2 separate regions of the Homo sapiens genome follow, and region 2 is linked to region 1. Evidence: chromatin loops called from intact Hi-C (ENCODE). Cell type or tissue: PC-9. All regions are shown on one strand. Each heading gives the region's core, and the rest is flanking DNA. Links, peaks and the distances in the headings are about the cores only. Region 1 has its middle 110 kb from the start of GATA6. Region 2 overlaps LOC124904265 (a long non-coding RNA gene).

Region 1 (2,820 bases), core at 209-2,708:
TTTATTATTACTTTATTTATTGTTCTATAACAATAAATGTATTGGGGTACAGGTGGTATTTGGTTACATGAGTAAGTTCTTCAGTGGTGATTTGTGAGATCCTGGTGCACCTATCACCTGAGCAAATCAGTAAGAAAAAAACAAACGATCCTGTCAAAAAGTGGGTTAAGGACATGAATAGACAACTCTCAAAAGAAGATGTACAAATGGCCAACAAACATATGAAAAAATGCTCAACATCACTAATGATTAGGGAAATGCAAATCGAAACCACAATGTGATACCACCTTACTCCTGCAAGAATGGCCATAATCAAAAAATCAAAAAACAGTAGATGTTGGCATGGATGCGGCGATCAGGGGACACTTCTACACTGCTAGTGGGAAGGTAAACTTAGCAACCATTTTAGTACTTAATGCCACAGCTTCACGATTTTTTTTTCTCTCTCAGATCTTTATGACCCCTGTTAGACTGGGCAAACCCATAACTGTGAACCACGTTGGAAATGGACATCTCCTCTCTCAGGAAGCTCAGCATAGCCAGCTCTTACACTGGAATTGAAACTAATCACCGAGCATTACATGAAGATGATGACTCGCATGTAGGAGCCATGCTGTGTGGGGATCAAAACTGTTAGACTCACACTCAGCACAGTGAGATTACACTGAGAGCCTGTGAGAGAGCCCAATTGTGGGGCCAGCAGATTCCTATACCCCCATCCCATCTTCTTGTGGGAACTTGGACTGAGTCATAGGCCTAATTGCCAGGTCCACTTAAATGGCCCCCTCCTCACCCATGTGTGTGCCTATTTGAGTTCATGTAAGTAAATATACAGACAGAATGATACCATTGATCAGGACCCTCTCATTGCCCTGAAGTTCAGGACATCTGATATAGGCAATAATATTCATTTTCATTTTGACATCTCTCTTAGGGAAATGGCCTGACACATAGTCCTTCCTGACCTCTGACCTAAACCCCTTAATCTATGTCATAAAATGGTCTCTATCTGCCTGATTCTTCTCAGTGGTAGAGAACTGAAGCCTCAACCCCAGTGGCTCAAAAGAGGTACTTGCAATTCCTAAAACTTACATGTGCAGTCTGTATCTCTTTCTTTTGCAATAATAAGATTAAATCAGATGCTTGCAAGGTCCCTGAACCATCAATAGGAATATAGATAGACATAGATAGATACTTAGGTAGATAGACAAATAGACAGGCAGATAGACACAGAACTAAAAATCTGAACCAATAAATGCTTTTTAAATTCCTTTGAGAAAGTTTAAGAAAGCCCATTCTTTTCTCATGGGAAATTATGACTCAGGCCTTTTTTTTTTCTGTTTACACTAAGTACGTTATGGCTAAACTCTAATTAACTTTAGGTAAAAGAGGTCAAGAATGAAAGAGCTGAATTAACATAGAGGAATCATTAACTCTCACAGAGCACAAAGAGTACAATGGAATCTACTATATGGTTTTTTTTCTTTTGGTGGACATAGTAGCTTAGCAACACGTATTTACTTCCTGTTATAAGAAAGATGGGTCCTATCAAATGAAGAGTTCCTGCATGATGAATCATACATGAGGCCACAGTTTTTCTTTGTAATTGAATAGCGTTCTAGAAGATCGTCACAAGCTAGAAGATCGTCACAAGTCATTCTCTTACAGGAAAAGTATATGTCAATAACAAGATTGAGTATAGAAACGGAAAGTGCTCCAACAACAAGCTCAAAGACCCAAGCAGAACCATTCCAAAGCTACTCAAGGTGTGGCTGGTGCTGGTTCTCAGTGCCACTGCCACTGGTCCCAGCTCCAGGAGCCTGCCCTGCAGGGGAAGTAGCTGGCTCCCCAGAGACTCATGGCTTTGGGTCAGGCCACAATGCGCCAAGGTGCAATGGGGCTGCGCCTCCTCACTCCACACACTCCCCTGCTGGGCAAGCTGCATTCTTCAGGCTTCATTGTTTTGGGTTTTTTTAATTGTTTTGAGTTGTTTTTGTTGTTTTGAGACAGGGTCTCACTCTGTCTCCCAGGCATGAGTGCAGTGGTGTGATCTCGGCTCACTACAGCCTCAATTTCAGCCTCCCGAGTAGCTGGGACCACATGTGTGAACCACCATGCCCAGCTAATTTTTTGTATTTTTTTGTAGAGACAGTTTTGCCATATTGCTCAGGCTGGTCTCAAAGTCCTGAGCTCAGCAATCTACCTCCCAAAGTGCTGGGATTACAGGCATGAGCCATCATGTCCAGCTCGGCTTTGTTGTTTTAAACTCTTGTATGTGTTATGTCTGTATGTGTTAACTGTGGTTAAATACACATAATATAAAATTTACCATCTTAATCATTTTTAGATATAGAGTTCAGTGACGTTAATTCTATTTAATTGTTGTGCAGCCAATCTCCAGAACCCTTTTTGTCTTGCAAAACTAAAATTCTATACCCCTTAAACATTAATTCCGGAGCTGTTCCTCTCACCCCCTGACAACCATCCTCTACTTTCTATGTCTATGAATTTGACTTCTCTAGGTACCTCATATAAGGAGCATATGGTATTTGTATTCTTGTGACTGGCTTATTTCACTCAGCTTGAGGTTCTCAACTTTCATCCATGTTGTAGCATGTGTCGGAATTTCCTTCCTTTTTCTTGCTGAATAATATTCCATGTGTTATAATTGTTTCGTCTTATCCGTAGAATATTTGTGCAAGGTGAGGGAAGTAAGAGGCTGATTATGTAATTTTCCCACCTCTCCCAACCCCTGTGGGATGTACTTGATACCTGGGATATAACTTTGTTTCTATCGCTAACAAGGCCACAGAAACTCCA
Region 2 (2,820 bases), core at 197-2,696, 270 kb before region 1:
TGAGATAATCTGCCCTTCTCATTGGTGGCATAGCTGACAACCTAGGAGTGTGTCTAAAGGATGGCTTCCCTCAAAGACAGAGACCAAAAAGTTGTATCAAGATACAAGGCAGATCTATAAAGAGTGGGCTTCCATATCTCACTTTGAAAACCTGAACACCATATCCCTCATTTTCAACATTTGCATCTAGACTCAGGCTAAACAGTAGAAACTACAATGAATTGTTGCTAACTGATGAATGGGTGTTGAGAAAACTTACTCTACTTGTGTAATTTCCTGTCACCAGCATGAAACGGTCAAGAAATTGCCATTGTTGTGAAAACTTCAACTAAATAATTCAGAGATACAGAAAACTGGCACAAGAATGTTATTTCTCCATTTGGACAGAAAAATCTCTGAACTTTCTGAAGTTCACCCATCATTGTTGTAAAACTCTAAAGATCAAGTTTACTTTGGAAGTTCTGCTACAACCTCGAGTATCATGTTAGCCATAGCATGGCAGCTGGGAAAACGGAAAAGAGCAATCCACTATTTCCAAGTACACACCTCTATTATTTTAAAGCTCACAGTGTTTGTTTTACTAATTTGGAGAGAAGAAAAGATCACAGATTATTTCTCAGGTTAGTGTTTAACATTTTGCTTTTCCAAATCAACCTTCCTATTATCAATGCCATTACTGAAGAGCATGGATATAATAAACTCATATCATGAATGTGAATAAATAACATGAGCTAGACAATCTTTGACTAGGGTTGACCATCCTCAATCCTTTCAAAGTTTGTCTATTTGTTTTTTGTTACTGATGTAAGCAATGACAAAAACTTAACCTTTTTTGTTGAAAGAAAAAGAAAGAGAGAAAGCAAGCTAAGATCCCCCGTGGGAATGCATATGGAGTCAGTTCATGTGTAGAGAGCTACATAGTCCCATCATCTCATTGGGACACCACGAAGTAGTGCGACCAAGAAAACAGCTGTCTTCCCTTTGTGTGATGAAAACATCACACAAAAGTGACACAGGGCCCTTGGAAGGTTAAGGTTGTATCACTAGGGACACCAGAAGGCAGTGACTGGCAACAGTAAATAATGGCTCACGATTAATGGTTGGAAACCTACTGATAAGACCATTGGATACCAAAACATCAGAGGAATGTTGGCTCCAGTTGGTTTAATCCTGCAGACCATTATAATCTGAGCACATTGTAAGGCTTATTTGCACTGTTTCTCTTATCTCTTTTTCTTGAAGATTTAAATTAAATTTATATCCTTAGCTTAACAGCTCAATTTCTTTTTTAAATTTTTTGCTCAGTCAAGAAGTATATATTAAGTAATAACTATAATACTAAACTAAGTGTGGTGAGGAACACAAAGAAATACATCTTATTATATAGTTCTCAAGGAACTTAGAGTTGAGTTGGTAGGGTCAGAGAAACAAGAAGCAATGATTAGTATGCGGTTAGATTAGTCAGGGAAGGCTATGGAAAGGCAACTAATGAATCCTGTTCACTGACTCATTTCATTTATCCATTTGCTGTGAAACACTTCCTGAATTCCAAAGAGTGGCAAGTGATTATGCTGGTGAGGAATGCCCATTCTTACCAGAACTTCGCTAAGGTAACAGAACCTCACTAACTATGTGGAAACCACCTAATCCACCCTTTGCATGTGGGTCGGTAGTTTTTCTTTTTCTGTATTTAAAAAATTTCCATTTCCACAGACTTAAAGGTAGTTGTGGAATGTGGCTTTCCTTTTCAGCAAATCCAATGCCAGCATTGTTCTCTCGGGCCAGCATTTATCAAGTTTTGATATTTTAGTTTAGTGGTGACCATTATATTTATTTTCATAGTGAGAAATCTAAGTCATTTTGGGCACTGGTTCAAGGTTACACGATGAAGGTTACATCATGGACTCTTTCCCTGAACTCACTAACAAACTGGAACTATAATTCATGAGCAGTGGTTCAGCCAGGAGGTGAGATGGGGCCAATGTCACACCATGACTGTTGAGAGGACTTACCTAACAGATGGCAACCTTTTGACAATGACTGTATTTCCTAATTTCTAGAAATGGAATTCTAGGCAACTTACTTTTCTTTTCTTGCTTGAAATATTATACTGAGTGATCAAGAGCACTGGGATTGTCAGGGTCACCAGTGTCCTCCATTGATAAATCCAGAGGTCAGTCTCAGGCCTCATCTTAGTTGAATTCTCTGAACAGTTGCTCTACTTGATCAATCTGTTTCCTCTAAAGCCCTTTCTTTACTTGACCTCTGGGTCATCACACTCACTTGGCTTTCCTCCTGCCTCACTGGCTGTTCTTGTTTTCCTTTACTGGTTCTTCTTTATCTTCTCAATCACCTAACATTGAAGGCCAAACCAAGTTCCTCATCCTTTCTTCAAATCTGTTTGTGATCCACCTCAAGAAATGGCAACTCTTGCTTCCAGATGTTCTGGCTAAAACACTTAGAGTCATCTTTGACTCCTCTTTTTCTCTTACACACCACATCCCATCTGTCAGGAAATTTTGTTGGTGCTTCCTTTGAAATATATCTGGAATATGTCCCCTCTTATTACCTCCACTGCTTCTACCCTGGCCAGACCACCATGATTCCTTCCAGGATGATTGCAATAGCTGTATCCCTGCTTCTTCCCTTGTACTTCTAAAGTCTACCCATAACACGGATCCTTTAAACTTATGTCATCTCATGTCACTTCTCTGCACAAAACTCTCCAATAGTCCCCATCTCACTCAGGGTAAGAGACGAAAGTCTTTACAATGACTTCCAAGGCCTTCCATGACCTGGCCCCTATAACTTCTCTGATTT

Evidence for each region. Peaks named below come from ENCODE experiments on the same cell type or tissue, not always from the same donor. Only the 100,000 strongest peaks of a DNase experiment are listed, where the experiment ranks them.
Region 2: a loop joins it to region 1, with 8 times the contacts of the local background. A loop is called at or near these places in 16 of 110 quality-filtered maps.

The regions. Positions count from the first base shown.
Region 1 is chr18:22,281,428-22,284,247 of GRCh38, reverse strand. No RefSeq gene overlaps it. Among named protein-coding and RNA genes, the nearest start is that of GATA6, 110 kb to the right of the region's middle. In PC-9, for the core only: no CTCF peak of the experiment used is centred there; a DNase peak (open chromatin) is centred at 1,557; H3K4me3 peaks cover 281 bases; H3K27ac peaks cover 1,599 bases.
Region 2 is chr18:22,550,738-22,553,557 of GRCh38, reverse strand. The region is part of intron 2 of LOC124904265 (a long non-coding RNA gene); the gene reads right to left. Among named protein-coding and RNA genes, the nearest start is that of CTAGE1, 130 kb to the right of the region's middle. In PC-9, for the core only: no CTCF peak of the experiment used is centred there; DNase peaks (open chromatin) are centred at 1,097 and 1,547; H3K4me3 peaks cover 852 bases; H3K27ac peaks cover 2,500 bases.